Linked DNA regions of Homo sapiens: region 2 is linked to region 1. The links are chromatin contacts, found by Hi-C or POLR2A ChIA-PET in ENCODE. All regions are on one chromosome and are shown on one strand. Each heading gives the region's core, a stretch centred on a gene start or an enhancer-like site at or near the end of the contact. The rest is flanking DNA. Distances are from core to core; before and after follow the strand shown. Region 1 holds the start of MAPK8IP1 (mitogen-activated protein kinase 8 interacting protein 1). Region 2 overlaps PHF21A (PHD finger protein 21A).

Evidence for each region. A loop is a pair of places that touch in the nucleus more often than their neighbours do. ChIA-PET counts read pairs that join two places held with the same protein, here RNA polymerase II (POLR2A). Pooled maps may share reads with other maps.
Region 2: a loop to region 1 is called in a pooled map, with 2.3 times the contacts of the local background. The contact joins the enhancer-like site here to the promoter of MAPK8IP1 in region 1. A Hi-C loop is called at or near these places in 3 of 168 maps with a recorded cell type or tissue (A673, dorsolateral prefrontal cortex and mammary epithelial cell), 1 of 37 single-sample maps with no recorded cell type and 12 of 50 pooled maps. POLR2A ChIA-PET finds 5 or more read pairs at or near these places in 1 of 52 experiments (BJ).

Annotation. Positions count from the first base shown.
Region 1 is chr11:45,881,593-45,888,181 of GRCh38, reverse strand. MAPK8IP1 (mitogen-activated protein kinase 8 interacting protein 1) reads right to left here and starts at 2,531. Exons shown (of 12, transcript NM_005456.4): 1 at 2,261-2,531. The coding sequence starts at 2,361. It overlaps CRY2 (cryptochrome circadian regulator 2), which reads right to left. Exons shown (of 12, transcript NM_021117.5): 12 at 4,938-6,589. RefSeq lists a silencer at 2,270-2,669.
Region 2 is chr11:45,961,332-45,967,920 of GRCh38, reverse strand. PHF21A (PHD finger protein 21A) reads left to right here. Exons shown (of 19, transcript NM_001352027.3): 10 at 2,313-2,606. Among named protein-coding and RNA genes, the nearest start is that of LARGE2, 42 kb to the right of the region's middle. RefSeq lists a silencer at 2,404-2,601. Within about 2 kb of position 2,865, at least 5 of the 41 ENCODE cell types and tissues checked have a DNase peak (open chromatin) inside an H3K27ac peak, as active enhancers do.

The DNA.
Region 1 (6,589 bases), core at 1,282-3,781:
GCGCCTGTGTGTGTGTGCACACACACAGCCCTGCCTACAGGCGGCTCTCCTCAGCCCTTGAAACACTCAACACGTGTTATCTCATCTGATTCTTAGGACCATCCTGAGCAGGGGCCAGTGCTGGCATCTCAGAGGCTCAGAGGGCTTAAGTGCCCAGTGTCAGGGCACACAGGTAAGAAGGGCCAGCCAGGATTCAAACCCAGGCCAGTTGGATCTATGACTCCACCAAAGAGCCACAAGAAAGCACTATCTACCCACCCAGGGTTAAGTGGAGCCTGGCCAAGCACAGTGAGAGGCGGGCCAGGAGAAAGGGCAGCGGGGGCTTTGGGAGCAGCGGGGCAGGCCGGCAGGGCCTGAGACACTGACGCTTATTATTCCCACGCACTGGCCTTGTCTCCGCAGCCAGGCCACCATGTTCTGGAGTGCTGGCCCACACCTCAGCCTCGTGGCCTACTGCCACCCTTGTCCCACATGCCGCAGAGCTGGCCACACATTCACTGGCTGGTGTCTGCTTCCTCAGCTCCTCTCATTAAAGCATCTATGACACCTGGGGAAGCAGGTCGAGGAAGAAAAGCTGCCCACTGGGCCAGAGGCAGGGCTGGGACGTAGAGTGGACTAAACACGCACAGACCTGGGTCCCAGTGTAGCCTTAGTCTCTGACTCTTTTGTAGTCTCCAGATGAGCCACCCTGCCTTTGTTAATCTCAATCACCTCATCTATAAAATGGGCAGGTCACTACCCTCTCTTGGGGCAGTTATGAGGGTTAAAGGAGGGGCCTTGGGAAGACACTCTGGACAGCAGCGAGCCGTAGTGTTGTCTGCTAGTGTGGGGGCTGACACTTGTTGAACACTGACCTGATGTGCTTTTTCTCCTTTCCAGGCAAGAATCAATATTAATTAGCCCACTTAACAGATGGCACCCAGAGAGGACAAAAACCTGCCTGGGTCATGCAGTTAGAAAGTAGTGGAGCTAGGATTTGAACCCAGGTCCCTCTAAGCCCCATGTGCTTCCACTGCAGAGGCCTCCAGGTGGGGAGGCAGTATTTGCATGGAGGCCTCATGCACCATGCCAGGTGGAGTCTCAGACCTCAGTCTAAGGCATTATCAGAGAGCTGCAGCCCTGGAGCCTTCAGGCCTGGCCTCCTCCATCTGGCCCCCTCTGGTCCTTCCAGCTCAGCTCAGGGCCTCAGGGAAGGTTTCTGAGTTTGATGATGCTATTAGAGATCCCCAGGGGTCTCTGCCCACCTGAGGACCTGGGAGCCAGTGACCCCTTGCTCCCAGGAGGGGCTGGCACCACAGCCCAGCTGGAGCCTGGCTGGGGTGGTGCCCCAGGAGAGGGGAAGGCGCCAGTTCTCGAGATGGGGAAACAATGGGGTATGTCTAAGCCTCCCTCTCTAGGCCGGGAGCAGTGACTTCGGCCTCTTCCTCCCCACCAACTAGGGTTCAGAATTATGGGGGAGGTACATCTATTCCTCCTCCACACAACACTCACCCCTCACTTCTCTGAAATGCATCGGGCCTAACACCAGATTGGGGGGTGGGGGTGGTGGAATAGGAGCTCAGGTCAGGGTTCTGGGTATTTACCCCAGCAGGGATCCCCTCGACACCCTCGCTGGCCCTGGCTACTCCAGAGCCGAGCCGACTTCCCTTCCCGCAGCCGGGCCTAGGATTCCCCTGGTTGAGGCTGAGCCTTCAGCGCCTGCCCTGAGAGACACACCTGCCTAGGTCGGTGCTGCCCAATCCAGAGAGGGGCCCGGCCACGCCAGGCCTGGCAGGTAGGCCCATCTGGCCAGGCAGGGCTCGGGGAGGGGCTCAAACATCCTCCTCCCAGCACCAACAATGTCGTTGCCCCAGGAAACTGCGACCCGCGCCCCTCCAGGCTGTTCCCAGCTCTATTCACAGGCTAAGATGCAGCCTGCCTGCCCGCTCCGGGATCGCAACCCCGACCCCAGACCCTGCCGCAGCCCGGAGGTTGGGGAGAAGGAGGCCTCCGAGCCCCCTCCTCCAATTCCAGCGCAGACCTCCCAGCCTAGGACCAGGAATGGCGGAGGGAACAGCCTCGTGAACATGCAACGGCTACCAGTCCGGACTTGAGGCTGGCGGGGCTTCTGAGGGGGGCTCTGTCCCGGGAAGAGACCCCACTCCCACGCAGCCCTTTCGTTCCCGGGTTCCCGAGGTTCTGGGGTGGGGGGCGGGCAGGGCAGCCAATGCGGATCAGTCCCCGCTGAAGGGCGAGGCGCGCGGCGGCCGGGGACTCTCACCTGAAATTGGGAGGCGAAGCGATGTGCAGCCCCAGGAACGGGGAGGCGGCGGGCGGGGACGCGGCCCCCCCTCCCAGGCCGCCGCTTTCTCGCTCCGCCATTCTCGGGCACAGCCCTGGCCATCCGGGCGGAGCGCGGCGCGGAGGAGGCGGCGGCTGCGAAGGAGGCGGAGGCGCGGCGAGAGGGCAGCCGCCGCCGCGGAGTTCGGGCTAGGCGGGCGCACCTGTGTCTGGCAGGGCGCGGCACAGCACCGCGCACGGCCCGCGGGACTGGCGAGAGCGCCCCGCGCGCGCCCCCGGGACCCGGCCGGGGTCTCGCGCGCCCCGCCCAGGCCCCGCCCCCACCCCGCCAGCCCCGCCCCCGGAGATGGCGCTCTCCGCGGTGCTGAAGCCACGGCCCCCGCGGCCCTGGGCTTGGTTCAGCCCCGCCCTAAATCCGACATCGACTCTCCTCCACCCCGTGGCCGGTGTGGGCTTTGTCCCTCCGGTTGGGCTTAGTGCCCGGGTATCAGATGACTAATGGCAGGACACTGGACCCCAAGGTCCAGGTTGGCCCCCCGCAGCAGAGACCAAGAAGGCAGGCGGAAAAGGAGGGTCGTGGAGGAAGGCAGAGAAAGGAGAGGATGTCAGTGGGCTCTTAAAGTGTACAGGTTTGGAGTCAGGTGGTGTGAATTCACTGGCTCCACAAGTGACTGGGCAGTGGGGCCTTGCATTAGTGACTTCAGAGCACTAAGGTTTGGTCTTCTTATCTGTGAAATGGGACAATAGCAGTCCCTCTCATGGTTGTTGTGAGAATGTAACGTAACACAAATGTGTTGCCTGAGACCCAGAAACACTCCACCTCCTGCGCTGGGATCCAGCCCTCACCCCAGTCCTGTCCCTTTACCTTGAGGGGACCCTCCCAAAGACTCTCCCTAGAGGCTGTCTTCTCTAAAGATTGACCCAAATCTCTCTTCAGCCCCAAACAGCTACTCGTGGTGAATTGAGCCCTCCAGGCTTCTCGGTCTCTCGCCAGGACCTTCCCAGCATTCTCCTTCTTAGCGCCTCAACTGCATTTCCTGCAGAGCACCCCTCTTCTGCACCCACAGACACACATTCTAAGACTTGGCGCCTTTCCCTCTCCTCCCACTGTTGACTTCTTGGGATCATTTTGGTTGTTTCTGTTCCCTCTGGCACCTCCATCCCTGCTAGGCTTTGGCCATGGCTTCTTCCTCATTGTCTCTCCCTCGAGAGGGTGTTATTCCTGGGCTTCCAGGCCTTCAAGTCCCTGAGTTTCCCGATTGAGTTATTTCAGAGTACGGACTGCCAAGGCTAGGGCCTTAGCTTTGCTGGGTCGTAGAGCCTCTGGTCAAACCTCATTGGCTTCTCTGGTCTCTCGAGAGAACCCTAGAGACCCTGTCCACAGGGCAGAAAACGTGCAGAGCAAACTGTGCCACAACTCGTGGAGTCCTATTTGCAAATCTGGACTGCCGACCAGTCATGCTGGCCCCTTTCCTTCAGTGCGGCACCTAGCAAGGAGCTGGAGGCACCTTCCGTGCAGAAGGCAACCTCCGACCACCAGCCCTGAGAATATCCCAATACCTAGAGCCAAAGGTCATGGCTGCTTCTCTTTTCCCTGTCCCTGGGGCCCAGAGGGGTGGCCACTACTTTCTCAGCTTTCGTGATCAGGCCCCTTTCACTGGGCCCTCACGGTAATCATCTGCTGCCATGGTGCCTGGCTTTTCCTCTCAGGAAAGCAGTCTTGCCATCATGGCTACTAATCGTTCCTTAGAATGTAGACCTGCCTCAGCTAGGGAACATCCTTAGCAGGTCAGGGGTGGATGTAAAGGACAACTCCCTCTTCCAGAACCTTTTGCTCAAGAGCAAAGTTATCTTAGCTCCAAAGACCAACCCAAAGCCATTATTAGAGAGAAGCCAGAAGGGCAAGAAGGAAAGGCAGGCCCAGGTCTTGGTATGAGGGAGGCCAGCAGGAGCTTCAGAGCAGAGCCAAGAATGAGACAAGTTCCCAAGGCAGGTTCCTCCCCTTTTCTCCTTCTTCACTCTGTGCAGGCCAGACTGTGATATTCTTGGGCCTTGCCTGGGCCCCTTCCCAGAAAGTTGGGGTGTGAGCTAATAAAGCTTTCAGTCCAAGGCTAGCATCCCCTAGCATGGAAGCAGGGCACACTGCACAGAGAGGGGCCATTCTCTGGCCAGGAGACAAAGCCAGCATCCAGGCGCCCTAGGCTTGGCTGTGGGCAGATCTCAACCACCTAGTCACAGCCAGAGAGCCTGCATCCCCTCCTCACCACAGGCTGCAGCTTAAGTGGCTGCATTGAATTAAAGGATGGATTGAGGGCGTGGAGCAGGCCCTGCACTGACTGACCCCCAGCCTGGGAGGGGGTTTAAGTGGGCTGCAAGGCTGGGTGGCACTGCAGGATGGCACTTAGGACCCTCACTCTGGGCCAGAGTGCTCTGTACTATTTTGGCCAATTGACCCCCAACTCTTGACCAAGCTCTGGACCAACTCTTGACCAAGCTGCTCCAGTCTGCTCTGGCTGCTCCCCCTTCCTAAGGAGGAATAGGAGGCTCCTGACTCCCACAGAACCAAGATGGGGTGGCCGACAGCTTCATTCAGGCTCAGGCTTACCAAAACCCTGGTTCCCAGGCCTCCCACAAGATTGACGACAGCACAAACTTACTCAAGACAGGTCAGACATTTATAAAACAAGTGAATATTCACAAACAAATTGTGGGAGAAACACACCTTCCCAGCAATAGAAAATCTCTATAAAGTGCATTTTGCCTGCAACCATCTCTTCCCCATGCTGGCCCTTGGGTCAGGATTTGAGGCACTGTTCCGAGGGAGCCCTCAGGGCCACCTGAGCTGGGAGAAGGGAGGCATGAAGCCACCATGGAGCTCCAGGCTACTGGACATACCCTCTCTACCCTGCCCTTCCCTCTTGGCTCCAGGAGTGCACTGCCTGACTCCACTGGCAGGTTGATCTGGGAACGGGCTGACATGCTAGGGATGGTGGAGAAGTAGGCGGAGGTGGTCCTGCCAACCTGTACCTTAGGGAAGAGAGCCAGCAGCAGACAGGCAGGAAAAGGAATCATCCTGCTACCCGAAGGCGCTGCTAGTGAATACTAAATCTGGGCCTCGGCCTTTGGCCTTCCCACTCTCAGATTTGCCCTTCCAGGTTTGCTTGACTCTCTTTCTGGCAGTGGCCCGATTCTCTTTCCTCTCGACTGGGGCTGAGGGAACAGGGAAGCCCCCAACCCAATGCTCTGAATGCACACCATCCCCTGTGCCCTGCTCCCCTCCCACGATGATGGGACATTTCTAGTGAAGGTGACATACGTACAACAGTTGGACTCTAAAGGCAGCTCTCTGGCTGAGAAAACCTGAGGATATCTCAGGAAGAAGCCTGTCAGTGTGATGGACAGCTACAGGAGATGGGTCTGACCCCAGGGTTCTGGTCCAAGGACAGAGGACAGTGAGGGACAGGGCTGGGGCCAAAAGAATTAACAGATCTGAGGCTAGGAAAGGTCACAGGGGAGGTAGAAAGGAAAAGGCCCAAAGGCCAGCTTAATGATACACGTGAGGACAAAAATCCAAACAGGAATCAGCCTCATAGCCACACACACACACACGTACCACACACGCACACACACACACACACTTTGTGGCTCAAGTGCAGGCCACAGGGTGGAAGGAAGACTTGCTTTAGTTGGCCACCGTCGTCCTTTTGCATGACATCTTTCTCAACACAGGCCTTTGGCAGTGGGAAGGAAGAGGTGGGAGGCACAGGCCACTCCTGGAATGCAAGGATTGGCTTCTCTGGGTCAAACCTCCCACCTACTGCTCCTGGAAGGAATGGTGTTCTGGGTGTAATCTCTACTTGGACTTTTGCCAACTGCCCCTGGCAGTCCCCATCCCTGAGTCCCTCTGCCTGAGTCCTTGGAGCTCAGCTACTGGGATAGCTGACATGGCAGTCTGGATGCTGACAAGTCCAGGACAGGCCCTGGAAGCCAACAGAATAAAGACTAGAATGGTTTCCCTGGCTGGGTGTCAGCTGTCCTCACTGGCAGCACTGTGGTGCCTTGGAGTGTGGCCAGAGAAACCAGGGGGCCTTACGCCACTGCAACCTGGTCTCCTCCTGGTAGAGTGAGTCAGTTTGACCCTTGCCCCTTCACAGCTCCTGGGTAGGCTCTGAGGCTGGCTCTTAGCTTCTGGGGAAGGAACAATGACAGCTGGGATTCTCTTTCTAATTTTAGGTTCTAAATCCTGAAAAGGTAGGTGTGCTGTCTTAGGCTCCTATTACAGTACCAGGCATACCCCACACCAGTCAGG
Region 2 (6,589 bases), core at 1,616-4,115, 79 kb before region 1:
TGAACTATTAAGAGTACATAGCACATACTGTGTTCTCTATTTCAGAAAGTTTTTGTTTTAGAGATACATGTCTATAGGCACATGCTGATTACAGAGTAAAATATATTTCTTACTGTTAAGTCAGTAGCACCCACCACAGGGTCGTTTTAAGTTCAGTCAGACATTCATACCGACAAGACTTTCATGGGCCACACTTGGCACCAGTCTACTTGGAATGATACAGGACAGAAACCACAGCTTGTGAGCAAGATAGCATCAGACATTTGTCTTCAATGAGTCCATACAGCAGTCCCTACAGCTGTCCAAGGATAGCTCAGGTGTAAGGAAATAAGCTCCTTATCTAAGACAGTGGGAAAGCCACCTTGGCATAGAAGCCTTATGCCCACAGGAGCCAATGTATCTTATAAAAACTACATAGGCATGGCTTCAAGGTCCCCACAATGGATGTGCCCAAGTTATGAGAGTCACCCCACTTAGGGAAGCCCAAATCATGGGGTCCCCTCAAGCCCATCCAGATTTGATTTAGCAATAAGGGATTTTTTTTTTTTTTTTTAAGACAGGGTCTCACTCTATCACCCAGGCTGGAGTGCAGTGGCACTATCTCAGCTCACTGCAACCTCCACGTCCCAGGTTCAAGCAATCCTTATGTCTCAGCCTCTCAAGTAGCTGGGATTACAAGTGTGTGCCACCATGCCTGGCTAATGTTCGTATTTTTAGTAGAGATGGGTTTCACTGTGTTGGCCAGGCCGGTCTCAAACTCCTGGCCTCAAGTGATCCACCAGCCTCAGCCTCCCGAATTGTTGGGATTACAGGTGTGAGCCACTGTGCCCGGCCAGGAAAGGGTCATTTTTATCATAAGCAGTGTTGCCTGGTAATATAGTTGACATTCTTATTTCCAGGAGAGCAGAGCTAAAGAGTTAATTGAAGGTCAAGCTTCATGCATAAGGGGAAAGCGTTTTGCCCACAGGGTCACAGTTTTAAAAGTTTGAAAAATACTGGCTTATGGCTGGGTGCAGTGGCTCACATCTGTAATCCCAGCACTCTGGGAGGCCAAGGCGGGTGGATCCCGAGGTCAGAAGATTGATACCATCCTGGCCAACATGGTGAAACCCTGTCCGTACTAAAAATACAAAATTAGCTGGGCGTGCTGGCATGTGCCTGTAGCCCCAGCTACTCAGGAGGCTGGGGCAGGAGAATCACTTGAACCTGGGAGGCGGAGGCTGCTGTGAGCCGAGGTCGCGCCACTGCACTCCAGCCTGGCAACAGAGCGAGACTCCATCTCAAACAACAAAAACAACAACAACAAACAAAAAAACAAAAACTGGCTATTAAAAATCAGGTATGTTACCTCAGGTTACACAGCTAGTGAGTGGTAGAACTAGGATTTGAACCCAAGCAAGGCTGACCTCATGTTTTTAACTGTAACTTTTTTTCACTGTTTTTAGTGAGCCAAACATAAGCTAGGATAGTAGATAGTGGAGTGAGGATAGAAGTAGACAGATATTAGAAGTATTTAGAGAGTAGAGGGTGGGGTAGGAATCATCAAGAGTGATTCCAAAATTTGTCAAGAAAAGGGTACTTACTGAGGCAATTATCGGAGGAAGAGAAGATTGGAAGAAGAAATTGATGAGTCTTAGACATGTTGATTTTGAACTTTTGAGATATTCAAGTATTGTATAATTCTGAAGTTCAGGAAGTGTCTCAGGTTCTGAGGTAAAAGTGTGAGTCTTCAGTACATAGATGGTAATTGAAGCCATGAGATGGGCAAAAGCTCCTAGGAATAATGAGAACATTGGGAAGAAAAGGGGTGCCAGGGAAAAAAATCCTAAGAAATACTCACATTTAGGATGAGGCAGAGGAAGAGTAAGCCCACAAAGGAGACTGAGAGGAGGAGTGGCCAAGAACAGGGAGTTAGAGGGCCAGAAATGGGGGTGCACTGAAGCTGTGGATATGAAGAAATTTCAAATGCGAGTTAAGGCTATTGGCAACATTATGACTATACTGTGCACAAGTTCTGGGTGGGACCAGTCTCTGGATTAGGCCTTTGACCTCAGCTAGAAGAGGTGGCATGGTATAGAAGAGGGAGCTCAGGGTTTAGAATCAAAAGCTATGTTCTAGGGTGAGGTTTGGACCTCAAGAGCTGATGAGTCTTGTATAAGATTATATGCCCTGAGGTCTATAGAATTAATGTACCAAAATGAACATTAATAAGTGTATTAAACACCATTTCATACATAGAGTGTGGAAGATTTGCTTTTATAGGACTTGAGCAGCTTAAGTAATACAATAATTATTCTCTCTTTCCCCTATAGGTTCGACCCAAGCCTGTGGCCCAGAATAACATTCCTATTGCCCCAGCACCACCTCCCATGCTCGCAGCTCCTCAGCTTATCCAGAGGCCCGTCATGCTGACCAAGTTCACCCCCACAACCCTTCCCACATCCCAGAATTCCATCCACCCCGTCCGTGTCGTCAATGGGCAGACTGCAACCATAGCCAAAACGTTCCCCATGGCCCAGCTCACCAGCATTGTGATAGCTACTCCAGGGACCAGACTCGCTGGACCTCAAACTGTACAGCTTAGCAAGCCAAGTCTTGAAAAACAGGTACAGGCAGAGTATGTACCTGCTCTGGGCAGTAGCCTTGTCGTTGAGGCATATGGCTGCTGGGCTTTCTCTAAATACATTTTCTCAAGGGCTCTTCATCTCACCACCATTGTCAGTAAGCTGTCGCTTATGTGCGATAATTCATCCACGTGCAGAAGGGTCATTCTTACTGAAGAAAGTTGGTTTGCTTTTCCCACCATCCCCTCGTAGATGGGCTGGGATTCCTGTGTGAGTGAGCTCCCCCTGGTGGTTCTGATGTGGAAATTCACAGACAGGCTCTGCTGCCCTCCGTCAGTAAGCACAGATGAGGTAGTAAACAGAAAACGCCATGTTAGTTTCGGCCCAATAAGAATCCAGATGAAGGTAGGACTGTGAAAGTCAGGAAGAATAAACAAAACAGGGAAAGGGATTTCATTTCAAAGACTTTTCTTTGATTGTTACAGATAATGGGGAGCCAAACAAAAAAAATTAAAATTTCCAAAAAGCATTCTTTAACTTTAGAGGATGCAGATATTTTAGCTCAAATATTGAAACATTTCATTTATATTTCCTGAAGTCAGATTTTATCTTAAAAAACGAGGCTAGAGACATACAAGTAACCTGCAAAAATACTTGAAGGTTCTGTAGCAGAAAGACCTCTGAAAACAAGAAGGATTTATAGGCAGTCACCGTATCCTATTTGAAAAACGACTAGTGATGAGAAAGAAGAATTTGGCAAAGAAAAGCATTCTCTCTCAAGAAAGTTGCTTTAAAAAGTCATCGACCTATTTCTAATTGTTCAGTCTTGACTTCTCATTTATCTGAAAATAGTCTGTGGTGATCCTGAATCTTCTGCTTCTGGATGGACCATGATTCAGAGAGGCTGTTCAGATGCTGCCTGCTGCCTTAGTCTTCTTGAGCAGAGGAACCTATGCATAGGGTACTAGACCTTAAACCCAGGCAGCTCACAAATGCGGCAGACCTTGCATTCAAGAAGCTAGTTATCAAAATCTGTGCTTAGGAAACACAAGAACACATCTCAATTCCTGGGGAACCTATTCAAACCCCAGGAAGTGCTTTGAGAAACATTCAGAAATAAATTATTATTATTATTATTATTATTATTATTATTATTTTGAGATGGAGTTTCACTCTTGTTGCCCAGGCTGGAGTGCAATGGCACGATCTCAGCTCACTGCAACCTCCGCCTCCCAGGTTCAAGTGATTCTCCTTGCCTCAGCCTCCTGAGTAGCTGGGATTACAGGCGTCAGCCACCATGCCTGGCTAATTTTGTATTTTTAGTAGAGACGGGGTTTCTCCATGTTGGTCAGCTGATCTCAAACTCCCAACCTCAAGTGACCTGCCTGCCTCAGCCTCCCAAAGTGGTGGGATTACAGGCATGAGCCACCACGCCCAGCCCAGAAATAAATTATTTACACATATTTTAACACAGAAAATTTCAAACTTATTGACAGCAGAACTTTGGTATTAAACTACTGAGAGTCAGATGCTCAAGCTTAGGAGTTTGGGTGGGGACCTGTTGTTTTGCACTGGCTCTCAAAGAACCTCTGAGGAGCCTCAGTGTTCCACAGAACCTCGTTTCACAACACTATTTTAGGTTATTAAATATTATTTCTCTTTACCTCTTTTTTTGATAAAGATATTTTTAGGAGACAAATTGTTTTGGTTTCATTTTATTTTTACATTTCTTTTCTGATTACAAAGATAGTACAAGTTCATTTTTAAAACAGATTCAAACATTACAAAAATATAAATTGTAGAAGGTGCTTTTCCCCGTAATCTAAAGAGAGAGTAAACTTTTATCATAATTTTACCCCCAGGAGTTAATTACTATTAACAGTTTAGATTATATTCTTACAGATTTTTTTTTCTTTTCTTTTTTTTTTTTTTTTTTGACACAGAGTTTTACTCTTGTCACCCAAGCTGGAGTGCAATGGTGGGATCTCAGCTCACTGCAACCTCCACCTCCCGGATTCAAACAATTCTCCTGCCTCAGCCTCCCAAGTAGCTGAGATTACAGGTGCCCGCCATCTCACCCGGCTAATTTTTGTATTTTTAGTAGAGACGGAGTTTCACCATGTTGGCCAGGCTGGTCTCAGACTCCTGACCTCAGGCGACCCACCTGCCTTGGCCTCCCAAAGTGGTGGGATTACAGGTGTGAGCCACCGCACCCGGCCCCCAGATATTTTCTATGTACGTGTAAAACATTTTTAAAGCAAAAACCAAAATCAAACTTATGTATTTTGTAATTTGGTTTTTTCCCTACTTTAATAGATCTTAAGCATCTTTTCCTGTCGTGGCCTTCACGTTGATAGAGCTTTTTATTTTAATTATAATATTATAAAAAGATATCCTTGAAATCTTAAGAATTAAAATAATTTCTTTTGTAGCAGTAAATTTCATGTTCTCTCTTCTCTTTTTTGAGACAGAGTCTCGCTCTGTCGCCCAGGCTGGAGTGCAGTGGCACGATCCCGGCTCACTGCAAGCTCCGCCTCCCGGGTTCATGCCATTCTCCTGCCTCAACCTCCCAAGTAGCTGGGACTACATGCGCCTGCCACCATGCCCGGCTAATTTTTTGTATTTTTAGTAGAGATGGGGTTTCACCATGTTGGCCAGGCTGGTCTCAGACTCCTGACCTCAGGCGACCCACCTGCCTTGGCCTCCCAAAGTGCTGGGATTACAGGCATGAGCCACCACGCCTGGCCAATGTTCTCTCTTCTTTTTGGTCTAATAAAGGAATTCAGTCATTGTTATTTTAGTTTGCTGGGCAGCCTGGCATAATAGTCTTAGAGGTTACCGAGCCCGATCAGCAGAGACTCTCTTTAGACTAGATTGCATTCTCAGGATTCTCTTACTTCGTATCTTTCAACTATCCTTGTTTTCTATTTATATTTCATTTCCAGTATCACATTTATAGCCAGTAAGAGATCTCATAGATCATAGAGCTAAAGGTAAAACAATGTAATGTATGTAGCCATGGAAGAACCTGTTCACACCTGTTCACAGTTACCAAACCCGTATCCAACGTTCTCTCTATGACCAGGCTAAATAGGTTCCCTTTTGCTTTCTGCTATTCCCTTTAGATGATAACATCATTCATTTAATAAAAATGTGTTAAGTACCAGTTGCTATGCTGCATGTGATGTCTATATATAAGGTGGATAAACTAAAGCCCGTACCCTCACGGAACTCAGTTTCTAGTGTGTTTGGAGCAGGCACTGAGGCTGTGTCTCCAGGGAAGGAAGCATGGCCTCCCACATTGGCATAGGAATGGGAGAAGGCAATGCCAGTTATAACAGCAGTGGTCTCACGTGTCCTTCCCCTGTCAGACATAACCAACTTCCTTATCTACCCCAGATAAGAGATCTTATCCCTTATTAGAAACCACGTTACACTGTGGCTCTGAGAAAACAAGTGATAGGGTTTAAAAATCTTTGAAGCTGAAGACTCGTTTTAGACAGAAAAGTAGATGAAGCCAGAAGACTTACGATATAGCCTTCACATCACCTCCCCTGTCCTTGTCCTCTCCAGCGCTCTAAAATGGGGCTAACACCTGTTGGTGATGAAATGAAGTCAGGTATTTAATGTTTATTAGATTATGCTTGATGGAGTTCTCAGGAATTATGTTTCTTCTCCACCCCACTGCCACCCTGCAACAAAGACTTCTATGTAACATGTCGTCAATTCAGAGCTACTGAAAAAAATCCCAAGGTTCTGTGGGGAAAAAAATTGCCACGTTACCATAAATATTTTTCATAGGAATCTGCACAGTATCTTCTAAAGAGAAGTACTTACAAGATAATAATATTATCCAATGCATTATCTTCAAATTTCTGTTTTCCCTGTTAGTCAACCAGAGCTGATGCCTCCCCTTACCCCATTTTAATACTGGTGCAATAGTAGAGAAAATAGTTCCAAGTGACCAAACCATGGATTTTGCTTTGCCTTCAATCCCAATCTATTTAACCTTGACTAACGAAATT